2 separate regions of the Homo sapiens genome follow, and region 2 is linked to region 1. Evidence: chromatin loops called from intact Hi-C (ENCODE). Cell type or tissue: ovary. All regions are shown on one strand. Each heading gives the region's core, and the rest is flanking DNA. Links, peaks and the distances in the headings are about the cores only. Region 1 holds the start of MIR140 (microRNA 140). Region 2 overlaps WWP2 (WW domain containing E3 ubiquitin protein ligase 2).

Region 1 (9,124 bases), core at 866-8,865:
GGCTGGCTCCTGGCCTAGCAAAGGTCTGCCCCACGCTCACAGAAAAGGCTTGCTCTGAACAGCTGCAGGTGGCAGCCCTGATTCACTGGCGCTCAGGGTGGGTGGCAAAGGCAGCCAAAAATAATGCAGACACCGCCGACAGCGAGAGCTGGCGGCCAATGGTGAGTAATAGTCTAGGGTTTTACCGGTCTGTCCTGCTGGCTGCTGGGCCAGGCGGGTCTCTAGACCTGGGAAGAATGTGCCCATTTCCAGAGCCCAGCACCTTGGCCAAGAACTCCTCGACGATGGGAAGGGCCGGCCATATTTAGTCACAGGCTCATGGGGCGCTTGGGTCCTCCTAAGAGGGGAGCCGGGTGGGACACTCAGGAAGGCAGGGGAAGAAGCGAAGGAAAGGAGAATTGAAACATCTCCAGCTATGCATGTGGCTCCCGCGCTGTGCCTCCCACGGGCTCCGCTTCTCAATCCGGGTTCTCCACGCTCCCAGGACCCTCAACGGGGCACGTGGCAGGACCTCCCTTTCCATATTCACATTGTGTCCCTCTTTCCAGTTAAATACAGACGCTGGGACGCCCCTCCCCAGAACTGGCTCACTTTCTGACAGATGTCCCTACACCCTGCACCAGCCAGTCTACTGTTCACCAGGAGGCAGCGTGGCGTGAACGGCAGCGCCCATGGACTGGCGCGCCCTCTCTGGGCTCTACCCTTCGCCCCCATAGAGCTGGTAACCTAAAAATGTAAAAAGCTGGAGATAGTTCTGGAGAAACCAGAGCTTTCTCAGTGGCTGCCCTGTAGGTACTGAAGAGTTTCCATGTTGCTTTGCATAGGACTTGTCAAGAGGGGGCCCAGGGTCTCTGGGCCACAGACTTTACGTTTTGTTCTACACTAGTGTTGATTCCAAATGCCCTTCCAGAAGGCTTAGTGTCTCAGTGGGACATTCCCAAATGCCGTGACAGTGTCACCTCCCAGAGACAGGCAGCAGGTGGGCAGCTATGGTTTCACCTGGCCCTGTCATCCCAAGGCCCTCAACAGAGCACATATTTAATGTTCAGTAAAGTCTGTGGCCCAGCGACCCTGGGCTCCCTCTTGACAAGTCCTGTACAAAGCAACATGGAAACTCTTCACTACCTACAGGGCAGCCACTGAGAAAGCTCTGGTTTCTCCAGAACTCTCTCTAGCTTCTTGCATTTTTAGGTTACGAGCTCTATGGGGGCAAAGGGTGGAGCCCCGAGAGGGTGAGCCAGTCCACGGGGGCTGCCGTTCACGCCACGCTGCCTCCTGGTGAACAGGCCCAGGGCCTCCTCCAATGCTGCCCCTTCCTGGAGGTCTCAGAGAAAGAGCAGATTCCCCTGGTGCCCCTGGCACACTTCACCAGGAGAGGGAAGAGGAGGGAGAGGAGGAGGGAACTAGGCAGACCCCTGGGGCCCCCTTACCATGGCGATGAATCTGCCTATAAAGCGAAAGTAGGTGAGGTGGTCCGGGTTGATGGAGGAGGCGGGGTTGATCTGCAGGCAGTAATTGTTCTTTCCGGCATATTCAAATAAACAATACATAGGGTTGAGCACCTCATGAGACAGGAGGAAAAACCACTCTCTGTGAGGGAAGAGACAGAAAAGACAAGAATAATGGGTCCCTTCGTGCACATCTGCACAGGAGCTGTGTCTCTTCACCATCGTGTCTCAGGTTAGTATGGGGACACGTGTCCCAGGGAGTCGAGCCCTGTGACAAGCACCCGGGCTAACCTATATGAACAGCTGGTCAGTGAACAGGGCAGGCTCAGACCTACAGTGAACCAGGGCGGCAACTGCATTTGAGGATGATATTTGGGAAAACGTGTGATTGTCGGCTCCCAGGTGATGTGTTCCAAGACTTTACATCACAATATCCAGAGCTTCTAATGGTAAAGGGGGTCCTTGTACCCTGGGTCACCATGCTCAGTTGCCTAGGCTGTGCACTGCACAAGGGCACGATGCATGTTTATTACAATAATTTTTCTGCAAAGGTTCTGTTTGAATAGTAACTACCCTGTTTCCACTCTACCTGGGCGGGCAACATAACGTAAATACACAGCAACACATTTCCAACCCCGATCCATGACAATGTAATCCATGCTGCCTTCAGATGAGAAACCTCATGCCCACCAGCTATGCAACACTCTTGCACTTTGCCCTCCCTTCACCCCCAGACCCCAACACCATCCCCGTTCCCACACTTCCACGCATTCATCTGAACCAACACCCGTGCCCTGGGTGCGAGCCTCAGGCATGAATTCAGAGTCCTTTTGGGCTTGAGCTAAACCAGCAAGGGGATGTCCCAAGGGGGCCAGTCCCCAGCTGCTGGGCTGTTTGTGGCTGGGCAGACGAGGAGTCCGTCGACGCAGAGGGTGCCCCGGTATCCTGTCCGTGGTTCTACCCTGTGGTAGAACAGCATGACGTAACCTACCATAGGGTAAAACCACTGGCAGGACACAGAGAGAGACACACACAGGGCGCGGCCACACCAGAAGCCCACCAAGCAGAGCCTGGAGAGGAGGTCACCACGGAAAAAAGGAACATCCATCCACGGGGCCAGCGCAGAAGGCAACGCCACCACCGAACAGAGGACCAGAAGCAAGTTAACCCAACACCAAGCGGGAAGACATGCCCACACCGGGAGAGGTCTCGAGCGGAGAGGTCGCTGCGGGCCACAGCGCTCTCTCTCTCTGCCGGGGCCCTTCTGCCCTGCTGTCCAAGGCAGCATTTCCCAGAGGGCCTGTTAACTTTTATGGGTGGACCAGGGTGAAGGCAAGACAATGCTTTGGACTCTTTTTAGGGTGACATAAGCCGTTACAGTTTTACTGACCCCAGGCATGTGACATGCAGTTGAGCCCTGCTCAAGGCCCTGTGGATCGTGACACAGCTTATCCACACGGGGACACCTGACTTCACCTGCCCTGGCTGCCTTAAGAGGAGGGGATCCCAGGGTCAACTCTAATGGATGACCACATGGCCCCTATATTCAACTGCCCAGATGCTGCTGGCCTGGTTGTTAAAGTACAGAAACATGACACATTGGTAGATAACAGAGCCATTGTACTGAGCTCTCGCCCCTCCCAGGAGTCCTCCGTCGCCTCATGACCCAGTAACTAAAGGCTTAATGTCCAGCCCAGTGGGGCACCCCAGGCCCCTGTTCCAGGCCCAATGGACTGGCCACATGGATTCACGTATTTTGTTTTTTTGTTTGTTTTGTTTTTGAGATGGAGTTTCGCTCTTGTTGCCCAGGATGGAGTGCAATGGCACGATCTCGGCTCACTGCAACCTCCTGCCTCCCAGGTTCAAGCGATTCTCCCGCCTCAGCCTCCCCAGGAGCTGGGATTACAGGCATGCACCACCACGCCCAGCTAATTGTGTATTTTTAATAGAGACGGGGTTTCTCCATGTTGGTCAGGCTGGTCTCGAACCCCCGACCTCAGGTGATCCACCTGCCTCAGCCTCCCAAAGTGCTGGGATTATAGGCGTGAGCCACCGCGCCTGGCGGGTTCACGTATTTTGAATGCCACACTGTGCCCATTCCTGAAGATGCATGAGAGCTTTGGGAGGGAATGTGAGCAGGGGGCAGGCAGCTTTCTGGCCATTGATGCTGTAGCCTGGGGAAGCGGGGTACAGGGCAGCCTTCCGGGGCACTCAAGCTCACCTGGCGATGCCCCCATAGTCCAGGCCCTCCTCGCCACGCATGATGATGTAGAGCCGGCGGCGCAGGTCATAGGGTTTCATGTTCATGATCTGGGAAGACAGAGCATCGGGCCAGCCTGCCACTCTCCCTTCCACAGCAGGCAGGGGCGGGAGGGACAGGGGACTCTAAGGCCCAATATCCAGCAGACACAGTCACCAAGACTCACGCCCTGGAAAGTCTGCAGTGTGGGTTTAACAGGCCACGCGATAGGAGATGGGGTGCTGGGAGGAGGGCGTCGGCCTGCCACTGGTTTCGGGCACCATGATCTAACCTGTTGGAAGGAATCTTCGAAAAGCGTCTGCCTGGAAACGCTGATCTTCACGTGGCTAGGTAGGGCATTTGACTGAAAAAAAAAAAAGAAAAGAACTTTAAATCGAGCCTCAAGTGGTCATCTGTTCTCCTGTCTGTATGAACAGGCATTCCCCAGCCTGCTGGGCCAGGAGGCAATAGCATGTGCCCTAGGAATGAAAACTAGCTTCCTAGAGACAGCCAGCTCCGGGTTAGACAAGTGTCTTGCGCCCGCCTAAGACACAAACATTCCGATACCTGCTGCTGTGCCGGGAACTCACACTGAAATAACTCAATAACCCCAACTGCCACGGGAGCCCCAGTACCAGAACTCACATGGCAGAGGAAACGGAACTGGTGATACTTCCACCGAAAACTGCGGTCATAAGCACCAGGGGAACCTTGCTTCGTCCTAGGAAGAGCAAAGATGTTCAGGGGTTCATGCGATTTCTCAGAAAATGAACAATTTGTCTTTGTCAGCCCTAAGGAAAGCTGGTGCTATGTTAATTTAAAGATTAGTAATGTAAGGTGAGGAAGTGACTGTCATTAAGATCCTTGAAGAATAAAAAAGAAAATCTAGAAATAAAGCCAGACTTCTTGCTTTTAGAGAAATAACTCTAGTGTCATTCGGAATAAACAGGATAGTCCCTTCCTCCCCATCCCATCTTATTTATTTGTTTGTTCGTTTTCTAGAGACGGGGTCTTGCTCTGTCACCCAGGCTGCAGTGCAGTGGTGTGATCATGGCTCACTGCGGCCTCGAATTCCTGGTCTTAAGCGATCCTCCCGCTTTAGCTTTCCAAGTAGCTAGGACTACAGGAGTGTGCTACCACACCGAGCTAATTTTAAATGTATTATTATTTTTTAGAAACAGGGACTCACTCTGTCACCTGAGCTGGAGTGCAGTGGTGCCATCATAGCTCACTGCAGCCTCAAACTCCTGAGCTCAAGGGATCCTCCCACCTCAGCCTCCTATGTAGCTGGGACTACAGGCATGCACCACCACATCCAGCTAATTTTTAATTTTTTTTTGTAGAGATGGGGTCTTGCCATTTTTCTCAGCCTGGTTAATCTTTTTTATTGTTGTGGAGACACGGTCTCGCTATGTTGTCCAGGCTGGTCTCAAACTCCTGGGCTCAAGCTATCCTCCCATCCCCTTTAATATGACATCAACATTGGCCACTAGAGGGCAGTAAGGGCAGTAGAACGCACCACAGGGGCCACCCAAAGTGGGCCTCCCAGAGCCAGAACAAGGACAGCCTGGGCCTCGGCTCCTGACACTGCTGCTACCTGCACAAAGTCCTTACCCCGACTCAAACCCCGGGCGAGGATCCTTAAAGGTGGTGGTGCGGGTATTGTGGTCCACAAAGTATCGCACCCCCTCGCTGGTGTATTTCATCTCCCATCCTGGGGGCAGAGCTGGTTCCTGGATCATCCTGGAAACACGGGAAGAAAAGGGTGAAGGGCTGGCCCCACCTTCTGGACCTTGGTGGTTGGAGGCTGGGTCCTCAAAGTGTGGCTTTGTCTCTGCAGAGCCCATGAGGGACTTTGAGGACATGCACCCAAGAAGCATGACCCAAGTCGTGAGAACAGTTCTGCAGCACGGAGAGGTCACTTATTATCTCATGGCCAAAAACCCAGCCCTGCATGGATGGCATTGGACTGAGCAGCCACCAGCAATCCTGAGGCACCCTGTGCCCCAGCACAGCTTCACTTGGGGGTGTTGGGAGACCAGGATGCCCTCAACCTTTTTGCAATCCAATTATCAGCAGCCAGCACAATCAGTATGGAGACCAGCAACACCCGCCAGCCGGGCCGCCCTCCATCCACCAGGAAGGTCTATTTAAGAAACCCCTTTTAAGCTCTCATCAGGCCAACAGTGTATCTGTACGGTGAGAGTCTCAAGACACTTGTGTGTGGCTAAAGGTCCCTGACATCAGCCCTCTGGGACGATGCAGTCCAAAGCCACCTGCCCAGTGCTGGAGCTGCACAGAGACCCAGCCCAGCCCGGCCCCCCTCTCAGCCCAAGTCCTTACCCCTGGGTCCGGGGATCCTCCCACTGGGTCGTGCGAGTGTTATGGTTCACGTAATACACCCGTCCATTGTCCTGTCTCTTCTCTGCCACATGAGAAGAAAGAAAGAACATCAGATTCAAACACGGAGAGCCGGTGTCCTTTCCCTGAGGTTCCCACCTCCTGGGTGCTGGGTCTGAGTTTATCTCCCTGTTGTCAGCCTGTTAGAGAAGAACCAGCCAAAGCCAAGCTCACTCACACTTGTCACTGGGAAAGGGACAAAGAGGGTCCTTCCTTGTTGGTGGTGGGGGGCGGGGGTGACATACTTCCAACTCGAGATGAAGCACTTCTTTGGTTGATTGGTCGGAGGGAGGGGGTGGTGTGGCCACCCAGAGGGAGCAGCACAGCTCAAACCAGAGGCATAATTGCTCCCAGCTGTGTGCAGCATGGAAGCCGGGCAGTCCCTAACCCGCCAGGCCCCCCACCCAAGTCCCTCACAGCTGATCCCTGGTCCTGGGACCCTCTGCACTGCATGCAGCTAACCTGGGCGCCTCTGTCCTACAGGGCGTGGTCCTTATGGAGTGGCTGCATTTCCCTCGCACCTCTCTGATCAGTGCTCTGCACCCTGCGCCCCTGTACCCTCCAAGTTCTCCCTCTTCTCCCACTTACAGGCTAAGTCTTGTTCTAAAACTCTCATACCCTGGCACGCCTCTTTCTTGCTTATAAGCAAATAAATGATATCTGGGGCTGAGGACACTTACACTGCCCAGCCTCTTCTTAGACTTGTATCTTTTTTTTCTTTTTTATATAAAGACAGGGTCTCGCTATGTTGTCCTGGCTGGTCTCGAACTCCTGGCCTCAAGTGATCCTCCCGCCTCAGCCTCCCAAAGTACTGGGATTACAGGCAATAAGCCACCGTGCCTGGCCTGCCTATCCTGTTCTTAGGCCTAAGTATGTGCTTTGAGACAGGGGAATGTTCATGGAGTGGGGCTGGGGAACAAATACACTTTTCCTCTGCTCTGAACAATCTCTGTTCTCTTGCCCTTTACTGATATACTGATAAGGGCTCTGGGGTCCCCAAGGGAGGAGTCTGTGCTCCAGGGGCAGACCCAACCCTAGCTGGTGATTCTGGACCTTGAGAGGGATTGAAAGGGATAACCTCTCAGCTCCAGGTAGACAGGAGAAAAAAAAAACAAAAAACTAGGGGGTAAAGCTCTTGGCTCAAAAGAGGTCACCTTTCCCAGGAAGTTCCTGAGCCTTCAAATCTGCTTCTCTCCTGAAAACAAATGATGCTAATGGCTCTCCTTTTACAAGACAGGGCAGCATTAAAGAAACAAAAATAATCAGTTCCAGAAGCTACAGGGAACCAGAAAGCTGAAAAAGGAGCAGAACAGGGAAGTGCAACAACCCCCTCCTGACTCCAAGACTCGAGCTGCAGTGCTCCCAACACCAGACCAAGGCCTCAGTCTCCCTCCCACTCTCTGCCTTACCTGGTATCTATGACTCGACTGAAATTTTACAAACAGACATTATTTGTCAATCATACCTCAGTAAAGCTGGAAAAACAAATAAATAAAATAAAAATAAAGACAGGCTGGGCACGGTGGATCACGCCTGTAATCCCAGCACTTTGGGAGGCTGAGGCAGGAGGATCGCTCGAGCCCAGGAGTTCGAGACCAGCCTGGGCAACACAGCGAGACTTCATCTCTATTTTGTAAATAAAAAATAAATAAAAGAAAGCCAAAGGAAAGAAAGAACAGGAGGTGCCCAGAGCTGTTACAGAGCTACCACCACCTCAGAACACACAGAAGGAAGGCTTCCCAAGAGGTTTCCAGGGGAGGGGCTGCTCCCAGCCCCGAAGCTACTGCTTTGAACTAGATCCTCCACGTCTGCCCTGTTAAGGGCCAAAGCCAAGGCTAACCACAGGGCCAGGGGGATCTGTCCAGCGGGCTTGAGGCCTGTGTCGTCATTTCTGGCACTGCTGCTGTGTGGAGGCCTCCCAAGGCCGGCTGGCTGCCTCGCGGCATTCAGTTTCAGTTGGGGGCTGGGAAAGACCCCAGGAACACCTGGCTCGACCTCATTTTAGGACAAAGGGACTCAGACATATTCAGCCACAGGCCCAGGGTCAGGGCTGCCGAGGGCAGATGTGGATCTGAACCCGAGGTGTCCTGAGTCCCACAGCAGTGTGTGGGGAAGATGCGGGGTCTCTCCTGGGGCAGCAGAGAGGGACACCAGCAGGCTGGGTTAGCAAGCTGCCGATCACTCTCACTTGGTCTGGCTGTTCTTCCTGTTCATTCTCGGTGAGCCCTGGGGAGCCGGCCCCAGCCACAGCCCTGGGGCAGCCAACACAGATCCCCAAGGATCTGAGATTCAGAAGGAGCCCTGGCCTTTAGCCAGAATGTTCTTCCTCTTAATTCTAGACTATGACAGTTTTGTGGGTTTTTTTCTGATCGTTCATTAACAGTATCGACTCTGACCACGGCTCCTCCATTTCTATCTCAAATATTTCCACACTTAGCATTCGAGAGCTGTTTTCAAGTCTCCATCAGCTGTGCTTACCTGGTGACCATCACTCAGCAGAACTGGCATGAAAACCCACTTGACTGGGCTACATCACCTGCCTCTACAGAGCCTGAAATACACTAGAAGTCCCCGGCTTCTATGCCACTGGCTACTAAACAGCAGTACAGATTCTTGTTTAATCTGACGCATTTTCCCCTGCCTACTGACGACGCAGGGTCTTCAGAGTTTTACTCTCTCGCATTGGAGTTGCTGCCAATCTCTGAGATACTAATGATCTTTCTTTGGTCCAGGGAGCCATGTGGGGCAGCTATCTGCGTAAGGGATCCCCAAGCTGAACATCAACAAATGTGTGGAAGCTTCACTAAATGATCTCTCCAATCAGAAGGACCAGAAGGCCCTTCTGGCACACTGGACTGCAGTGCTCATTGACTAAGTGGTACCCTGCAGGTATAACAGGGTTGACACAACCTCTTAAATAACTACCCGAGAGCAGAAGTGTCTGCATCGAGAAGATCCAGCTCCAAACCTGCATGTTTCCAGGCATCAGATGCCCATCCTATCACTGCCAACTTCCCAGGATGCACCTCTCCATCTT
Region 2 (9,805 bases), core at 1,030-9,029, 82 kb after region 1:
ATGTTCCATAAACCCTGCTGAACACCAAAGCCGACCACCATGGGAGATGTGGTTTTAAAGTGACATCTTCATTAGCTCCCCGCCTCTTGCGTCTCTTGTCTCCATGAATGACAGCACAGTAGAGGAATCTGGGAGTACCCCCCTCCCTCCTTACCCTTCACCTTGTCTCATTAGCCAGCCATGCAGTCCTGCTTAATTACACCTCCTAGGTATTTCTCTTGTCTCCTCTCTATTCGCTACTGCCCAAGGCTAGTCATCAATTGTAACCTCACCAGTTCCTGCAACAGTCCTCTTCGTCAGTCCCTGAGTCTGGTCTCAGCCCCACTGTATCAGACATTCCCACCCTCTTCTATCCCATATGCCCGCCCTGACGCACTGCAGGGCCTAGAAGACTTCCAGACCCTCCTGCAGATAGGCTCTGGGTGTGATTTAGGTTGCACCAATGAGAAGTTCTTGCAGAAAGGTTGGAAAGCAGAAGGAAGGCAGAAGCCATTTGTCCTGTGGTGGTGGTGACTGGCAGGGGCTCCAGCAGACACCATGCCTCATCGCCTGCACACCCACTTCAAATACATAAAGCGGTTGCAAGGGCACAGTAGTTTCTTGGCATGTGAACTGGAGCTGCAAGCCTGTGAGCCTGTAACCAAAGACCTCAGGGAGACCCCTCACTCCTATTGCATCAGCCCATCCAGTGACTTTTATAAGCATCTAATTCCCCATATTAAATCCTTTTCTGCTCAAAATACCTAGAGTGTTTTCTGTTTCCTGCAATGAACCCCAACTGATATAGCTCCGAATTCATCCATTAGACTACTTTCCTGAATAATTTACCGCAGAAATAGCCTTACCATTGCCTTGCTCAAAATCCACTGGTTCCCTGTCTCCAAAGAATAAAATCTACAGTCCTCAGTAAAACACAAAAGACCCTTTGTGAACTGCTCTTGCCTTCAAACCATCTCCTACAGCCAGGGACTGGCAAACTTTCTGCAAAGAGCCAAATCGTAAATCTTTTAGGTTTTGCTGACCATAAGATCTCTGTTCTAACTACTTAACATACCATCGTAGCATGAAAGTAGCCACAGACAATATGAAAATAAATGAGTATGGCCATATAAAAATAAAACTGTATTTCCAAAAACAGGTGGTAAAGAGAATGAGAAGACAAGCCGCAGACTGGGAGAAAATATTGGCAAAACATATATCTGATAAAGAACTGCTATCCAAAATATACAAAAAATGCTTAAAACTCAACAATAAGAACATGAACAACCAGATTTTTAAAATGGGCAAAGGACCTGAACAGACACCCTGCCAAAGAAGATATACAGATGGAATATAAGCATATGAAAAGACTCTCCATATCATAGGCCGGGCAAGGCAGCTCATGCCTGTAATCCCAGCACTTTGGGAGGCCGAGGTGGGCGGATCACCTGAGGTCAGGAGTTCGAGACCAACCTGGCCAACATGGTGAAACCCAGTTTCTACTTAAAATACAAAAAAATTAGCTGGGCGTGGTGGCAGGTGCCACCCAGCTACTCAGGAGGCTGAGGCAGGAGAATCACTTGAACCTAGGAGGTGGAGGGTGCAGTAAGCCGAGATCACACCATTGCACTCCAGCCTGGACAACAGAGTGAGGCTCTTTCTCAAAAAAAAAAAGAGACTCTCCACATCATATATCATCCAGGAAATGCAAATTAAAGTGAGATATCACTAGATACCCATTAGAATAGCCAAAATCCAGAAAATGGACTACATCAAACCTGGTGAAGATGTGGAGCAACAGGAACTCTCACTCACTGCTGGTGGCAATGCAAACTGGTGCAGCCGTTTTGGAAAACAGTTTAGCAGTTTCTTACAAAACTAAGCATACTTTTACCATATGACCCAGCAATCATGTTCCTTTGTATTTACCCAAGCAAGTTAAAAACTTTGTTTTGTTTTGTTTTGTTTTGTTTTAGCTGGAATCTCGCTGCTCTGTCGCCAGGCTGGAGTGCAGTGGCGTGATCTCAGCTCACTGCAAACTCCACCCCCCAGATTTAAGCTATTCTCCTGCCTCAGCCTCCCGAGTAGCTGGGACTCCAGGAGCGCACTACCACGCCCAGCTAATTTTTTTTTGTATTTTTACTAGAGATGGGGTTTCACTATGTTGGCCAGGATGGTCTGGATCTCTTGACCTTGCGATATGCCTGCCTCGGCCTCCCACAGTGCTAGGATTACAGGCATGAGCCACCGTTCCCGACCGAGTTGAAAACTTTTATCTGCACAGAAACCTGCACACTAATGTTTATGGCAGCTTTATTATTCATCATTGCCAAAACTTGGAAGCAACCAGTAAATGAATGAATAAACTGTGGAGGAGGAATGTAAAAGTGAATGGATAAACTGTGGTACATGCAGACAATGAAATATTATTCAGTACCCAAAATATCAAGCCATGAGAAGACGTGAAAGAAACGTAAATCCCAATTACTAAGTGAAAGAAGCCAATCTGACAAGGCTATATACTCTATGATCCAGCTATACGACATTCTGGAAATGGCAAAACTATGCAGACAATAAAATATCAGTGGTTACAATGGGCTGGGGACGGGAGGGAGAGATGAATAGATGAAGCACAGGGCAGTGAAACTACTCTGTATGACAGAGTAATGGTGGATACATGTGAGGGCCAAGGCACGTGGATCACTTGAGTCCAGGAGTTCAAGACCAGCCTGGCCAACATGGGGAAACCTCATCTCTACTAAAAATACAAAAAAAAAAAATTAGCTGGGCATGGTGGTGAATGCTTGTAATCCCAGCTACTCAGGAGGCTGAGGCATGAGACTCACTTGAACCTGGGAGGCAGAGGTTGCAGTAAGCTGAGATTGAGCCACTGCACTCCAGCCAGTGGAATGACAGAGCGAGACTCTGTCCAAAAAAAAAAAAAAAAAATTAAAGAGTGAAACCTAATATACATTTTGGACTTTGAGTGACAATGATGTGTCAATGCAGGCTCATCATTCTAACAAATGTACCACTCTGGTGGGGGATGTTGATAGTGGGGAAGAGAGTATATATGTTTGGGGGAACCTAAAAGTGCTCTAAAAAAAACACGGCAGATTTCACCCAGCAAAAACAAACAAACAAACAAGAACACCAACAAAAAAGCAGATGGCAGGCTGGATTCAGCCTGCAAACCCTAGTTTGCTACGCTATCATCCCTAATATCTTACATGTCAACATTTCTAAATGACTTTTATTTCCTCAAATACATCAAGTTCTCTTACTCCTCCTTGCCTTCACTCATGCTGTACCCTCTGCCTGCAGTGACATCCCTGAACCCCACTTCGTCGGTCTGGCAAACTCCTTCAAAATACTGCTCAAATGTGGGAGGTCTTCCCCAAATCTCCCAGGCATATCTAGGTAATGTCCCACTACATTCCTCTTGCATGTGTACATACCATCACCATGGATCCATCACACTAGACTCTAACTCATCCATGCATCTGTCTCCTACTAGAGACACTCCCTGATGTCAGGGACCCTGACTTTTCATCATTTTTTTTTTTTTTTTGAGATGGAGTCTCAGTCTGTTGCCCAGGCTGGAGTGCAGTGGTGTGATCTCGGCTCACTGCAAGCTCCACCTCCTGGGTTCACACCATTCTCCTGCCTCAGCCTCCCGAGTAGCTGGGACTACAGGCGCACACCACCACGCCCGGCTAATTTTTTTGTATTTTTAGTAGGGACGGGGTTTCACCGTGTTAGCCAGGATGGTCTCAATCTCCTGACCTCATGATCTGCCCACCTTGGCCTCCCAAAGTGCTGGGATTACAGGCGTGAGCCACTGCGCCCGGCCGACTTTTCATCTTTTAATCACCACGACAGCTCAGAGCCTGGCATTCATGTATATCAAGTGAATATTGCCTTCAACGGCAGAGATTTGCCTTCCTTCCTCCTAGTTTATAACCAGCTTTCTGGCGCATGCCACATCTGGCATTATAAACATCTCTCTAGGCTCATACAGAGTAAATGCCAAATAAATATCTATGCAATAAATAAATGTATAATAAGGTACCATGTATCATTTTAATTGATGCAAAATAAACCAATGTATAAATGAGTGTGTAATTAATCTCCATGATTTTTTTTTTAAGAGACAGGGTCTCCCTATGTTGTCCAGGCTGGAGTGCAGTGGCACGATCATAACTCACTGCAGCCTCAAACTCCTGGCCTCAAGCGATCCTTCTGCCTCAGCCTCCCAAAGAGCTGGGACTCAGGCATACAGCCACCATGCCCAGCCATGATTACTTTTCAACGTCTGGCTTGGAGAATGCAGTGGGACCCTTGACCACTGTCTCAATCCTATTCCATATTTACCAACTGCTCAGAAGAAAGCCCTGCCTACAAGCAGGGACTTTGAGCAGGGACTATGTCTTAATTATAACTGAATGAATGAATGAATGAATGAATGAATGAATAAATAAATAAATAAATAACACTTATTCCATTGTCTTCCCCAGCAACAGAAATGAGGCAATACCCAGATTTTAAGCATAAGCTACTGCATGGGAGGACTTTCCTGCTGACAGGGCAACATCTCTAAATAACTGCAGTTCCCAATCAAGCAGCCTTTAGTCACCTCAGTGGAAGGAGGGGTGGCAACCGCCAGCCAACAATGACTGTGAGAATGGCCTAGTGCCCAAGGCTCAGCTCCTATCCACCCTCCACCCCTCCTCCCTGCTAGCTCTGCTTCCCAATTCTCCCCCGGCCCTCCCAGGACTTCCTGAAGTGTTCACAGTGGACTCACACCCGCCTGAGTTTATTTTTCTTTCCTTTCTGGGATAGGCTGTCTGCAGACACAGTTGATGATCTATTTAGAGCTCACCGGAGACGGTTAGGCTTTATAAGTCTCCGAGATTACAGATCTTTTAAATCTTCAGAGGCCGTTAATGCCAAGGCAAGGGAGCCAATAAATCTGATATGTTTTCATCAAAGCAGGACAAAAAAAGAAGAGTAAAGGAGTGAGAAAGAAAACTATCTAAGAGGCTCTGAAACTTTTCCATGTAAAAAAATCACTGGGAAAGACATCTTAAAATGCAGATTGTGACCAACACTGGCCACTACTGACAGCTGATGAGGGCCACAGGCAAATCCAAGGTCCCCAGGCCTACATGCACACACAAACACACACATACACACTCTCTCATGTGCGTTCACATGCATTCTTAAACAAAATAGCTTAAATACATATACACATAAGAAAGGAAAATAAATTGTTGAAGGCTCTATATATAGCTTCTTTTTTTTTTTTTTTTTTTTTTTTAGCAACAGCATCTAGCTCTGTTGCCCAGGCTGGATTGCAGGGTCTCCATCTTGGCTCACTATAGCCTCAAATTCCTGGGCTCAAGCAATCCTCCCAACTCAGCCTCCCAAAGTGCTGGGATTACAGGCATGAGCCACTGCACCTAGCTATTGACACTTCGCTTCTTGTTTGTTTGTTTTTTTTTTTTGAGATGGAGCTTTGCTCTTGTTGACCAGGCTGGAGTGCAATGGCACGATCTGGGCTCACCACAACCTCCACTTCCCAGATTCAAGTGATTCTCCTGCCTCAGCTCCCCACGTAGCCGGGATTACAGGCATGCGCCACCACGCCTGGCTAACTTTGTATTTTTAGAAGAGATGGGGTTTCTCCATGTTGGTCAGGCTGGTCTTGAACTTCCGACCTCAGGTGATCCACTCACCTCAGCCTCCCAAAGCGCTGGGATTACACCCAGCCTGCACGCTGAGCCACTGCGCCCAGCTGACAGCTTCTTAACTAAGATCCCTTATGTTAATCCCTATTAATGAAAAATTTTATGAATCAAAAAGCAAATTAAATGCATTCTTCTCATTTTGTTGTTGTTGTTCCATTTCCCTGTATGACTATGGAAATTTTACTGAGATTCTAGACAGAGGAGCCAGTTATTCAAGCCAGAGGAAGTCGTGAGGTGCTAGGAGGAGCAGCTCCACTCACAGACAGTCCTGTGGGCTTCATTCCAACTTGACTCCCTGCTATGGTTTGGATGCAGTTTGTCCCCACCAAAATTCATGTTGAAATTTGATTCCCAATGTGGCAGAGTTGGGAGGTGAGACCTAGTGGGAGGTGTTTAGGTCATGGGGGTGGATCCCTCATGAATAAATTAATGTCCTCTCATGGGGGTGAGTGAGTTCTCTCTGTTGGGAACCTGCAAGAATGGGTTATTAAAAAGAGCCTGGCCAGGCGCGGTGGCTCACAGCTGTAATCCCAGCACTTTAGGAGGCCGAGGCGGGCAGATCACCTGAGGTCGGGAGTTCGAGACCAGCCTGACCAACATGGAGAAACCCCATCTCTACTAAAAATACAAAATTAGTCAGGCATGGTGGCGCATGCCTGTAATCCCAGCTACTCAGGGGCTGAGGCAGGAGAATAGCTTGAACCTGGGAGAGAGAAGTTGCAGTGAGCTGAGTTTGCACCATTGCAGTCCACCCTGGGCAACAAGAGTGAAACTCCATCTCAAAAAAATTAAAAAAAAAAAAAATAAGAAAAATAAATAAAAAGGCAGGGCATGGTGGCTCATGCCTGTAATCCCAGCACTTTGGGAGGCCAAGGTGCGTGGATCGCCTGAAGTCAGGAGTTTGAGACCAGCCTGACCAATATGGTGAAACCCCGTCTCTACTAAAAATGCAAAAATTAGTCGGGCATGGTGGCATGTGCCTGTAGTCCCAGCTACTCTGGAGGATGAGACAGGAGAATTGCTTGAACCTGGGAGGCAGAGTTTATAGTGAGCCGAGATCGTGGCACTGCACTCCAGCCTGGGCGACAGAGCAAGACTCCATCTCAAATTTAAAAATAAATAAATAAATAATAAAAAGAGCCTGGCAGCAGGTGTAGGGCCTGGCACACACCTGTAGTCCCAGCTACTTGGGAGGCTAAAGCAAGAGGATCCCTGGAGCCCAGGATTTTGAGGCTGCAGTGAGCTGTGGGTGAGCCACTGCACTCTAGCCAGGGTGACAGAGCAAGACTCTAAATATATATTTCGTTTAAAGAAGAATAAAATAATGAACACTTGGGAGCCACCACCCAGGCAAAGAAACAACATGACCAGTATCTTAGAAACTTTCTCTGTACTCTTTTCTCATTACACCTGTCTGCCTCCTCCCAAGATAACCTCCTGAATTCAGGATTCATTATTCCCATTCTTTTTTCTTTTTTTTTTTTTCTTGAGACAGAGTCTCACTCCATCACTCAGCTGGAGTGCAGTGGCGCAATCTCGGCTCACTGCAACCTCCACCTCGGGGGTTCAAGTGATTCTCCTACCTCAGCCTCCCGAATAGCAGGGATTACAGGTGCACGCCACCATGCCAAGCTAATTTTTATATTTTTAGTAGAGAAGAAGTTTCGCCATGTTGGCCAGGCTGGTCTTGAACTCCTGACCTCAAGTGATCCATCCGCCTCGACCTCCCCAAAATGCTGGGATTACAGGCGTGAGCCACCACACCCAGCCCCATCCATTTTTTATAGTTTTACTGCCTCTGAAGGTATCCATACAACATGTATTGTTTGGCTTTGCATTTTTCAACTTTCTACGTATGACATCCTACTATGGTACTGTTTTCTATGACCTGCTTCTCTTGTTCAACATTATGTTTCTAAGATTCCACCATATGGATATAACCATTTTTCACCCATTTTTACTGTGAGACAGTATTCCATTATAAGAGTGTATGACAATTTATGATATAACTCTTTCTTTACATAATCAGACCTCTGATTCCATATTAACACAGTCTGTGGGCAAACAAATGTATGCCGCATGAATTGCTGGTGGCAGTCCCATGCTGGCTTCCATGTGCCAGACCAGATAAGTATTCTTTTTTTTTTTTTTTTTTTTTGAGATGGAGTCTGGCTCTGTCACCCAGGCTGGAGTGCAGTGGCTAGATCTCAGCTCACTGCAACCTCCGCCTCCCAGGTTCAGGCAATTCTCCTGCCTCAGCCTTCTGAGTAGCTGGGATTATAGGCACACACCACCATGCCTGGCTAATTTTTGTACTTTTAGTAGAGACAGGGTTTCACCATGTTGGCCAGCCTGGTCTCAAACTCCTGACCTCAAGTGATCTGCCCGCCTCAGCCTCCCAAAGTGCTGGGATTACAGGCATGAGCCACCACGCCCAGGCTTCATCTGATTATTCTTGAAGAAGAGGCAAGATCCCACTAAGAAATGGAGCTGTGAGACCTTGCTTAGCAAGCAAGTGGTGCTCTGCGGGATGAGCTTGGACGAATGAACCCCTCAGATAAAACCCTTTCACAGTTCCAGTTCTACAGCTTTACCAAGCAGAGGAAAGAAGGAGAGGAAAGGGTTGCTTTGACATCGCAGTCTTCACCTTCATGGGCAGGTCAGAGCACCTTTGTTTGATCACAGTGAATAGCACCCAAGTCCAAGAAAAACCTACCCTTCAGACAGCAAAAGCTAAATATTTAGTCTGGGAGACAGCAGGCAGAAGCCCATCATTCTCTCTGCCCCCAGAAAGCAAGGACAGCAAAGGACTGCCCTTGATCCCAAAGGTCTGATTCATCACCTCCCAACTACAGTCCTTGATGTAAACGCACCGGTAATGCCTCACTTCCCAGGCTTAGCAGGGAAGGGGGGTAGGCATGCACAAACGAGTCTCCAGATACAAAGAAAACCCACTGCCACTTCCACCGAGTGCTCCCGTTGTGTAAGGCCCTCTGACTGACATGCCTCATCTCAGTTCATTCCCACAATAACCCTGTGAGACAGGTGATACCCCCACTTTACACCTGAAAAAAACTGGGGATCCGAGAGGTTTTGTGACTTATCCAAAATCATATAGCAAGTAAATGACAGGCCAGGATTCGATCTGCATCTCCTGATTCCAAAGCCCTACACCTTTATCCAATAGACTCCTTGGCCACCGCCTACAGTCATAAGCATGTGTGCACAGTGACCTTCATACCTGCAACAGCAAAGTGGAAAGGGGGCTTTTAAGGAGGCAAAGAGACAGCCTTTGGATAATATTTGCAAAAATATTTCCTGCTGAATGGCAACAGGTTCCATGTGAGTGCAGAATGAATAGTTACTTAGATGGCAGAGGCCAGGGAAAACTCAGATGCTACACGTAGTAAAAGCCTGCAGCAGCTAACAGACTGCAGAGGACTCCGATAAGGCTTACACTATCGGAAGGTACCTTGCTCACCAGTAACTAACTAGCACTGAATGTCTACCACGTGTGATGGGCCAAAATGCATCCGATTTCCTGTTGCAGCCTGGCTGCTGCAACACCGATGACCTGGTGTCATTCTCAACACCAATGACAACAAACGAGGTTTAACAGGATCTCTGAATTTCAAGGTCGATCAACTAGAGGAATTCAGAGACCAGTAAATAGGTCAAGAATTTAGATCCAAACTTGTTAATAGCTGAATCTGACTTTGAGCCCCAAATTAAGTTATATGGGTGTGTTTGAGACAAACTTTCCAACTCAGCTAAAAGACTAAGATGTAGTTACTAGCACCAAAGCTGAGAAGGCATCACTCTCTAAAGAGTGAAATACTCAAGTATTCCTTCCTCTCTAAAAGAGTGAAATGCTCAAGTATTCCTCGCCCACCGCTGTTCTAGCTTAAGAAATTGTTTCCTCCAGTTCCAGGTGCCCATCATGGCTTTGTTGACACAAGATTTGCCAGTTACACTGTCATTCATCACCCCGTGAGACCCAACTATTGTAAGTCACCTACCGAGACACGGAAAACATGACTGGTCTTTGGGAGTGAGGCAACGCCTTTACAGTGACT

Evidence for each region. Hi-C counts contacts between places; a loop is a spot of excess contacts. Peaks named below come from ENCODE experiments on the same cell type or tissue, not always from the same donor. Only the 100,000 strongest peaks of a DNase experiment are listed, where the experiment ranks them.
Region 2: a loop joins it to region 1, with 5 times the contacts of the local background. A loop is called at or near these places in 9 of 110 quality-filtered maps.

The regions. Positions count from the first base shown.
Region 1 is chr16:69,926,436-69,935,559 of GRCh38, reverse strand. WWP2 (WW domain containing E3 ubiquitin protein ligase 2) reads right to left here. Exons shown (of 24, transcript NM_001270454.2): 12 at 6,031-6,112; 13 at 5,302-5,430; 14 at 4,333-4,408; 15 at 3,980-4,051; 16 at 3,670-3,758; 17 at 1,431-1,590. MIR140 (microRNA 140) reads right to left here and starts at 2,479; the gene lies at 2,380-2,479. RefSeq lists silencers at 1,708-1,898, 5,100-5,257. In ovary, for the core only: a CTCF peak has its summit at 5,170 (motif pointing right); DNase peaks (open chromatin) are centred at 5,256, 6,323, 7,969, 8,309 and 1 weaker place; H3K27ac peaks cover 1,457 bases.
Region 2 is chr16:69,844,132-69,853,936 of GRCh38, reverse strand. The region is part of intron 6 of WWP2 (WW domain containing E3 ubiquitin protein ligase 2); the gene reads right to left. Among named protein-coding and RNA genes, the nearest start is that of MIR140, 84 kb to the left of the region's middle. In ovary, for the core only: no CTCF peak of the experiment used is centred there; a DNase peak (open chromatin) is centred at 4,686; H3K27ac peaks cover 941 bases.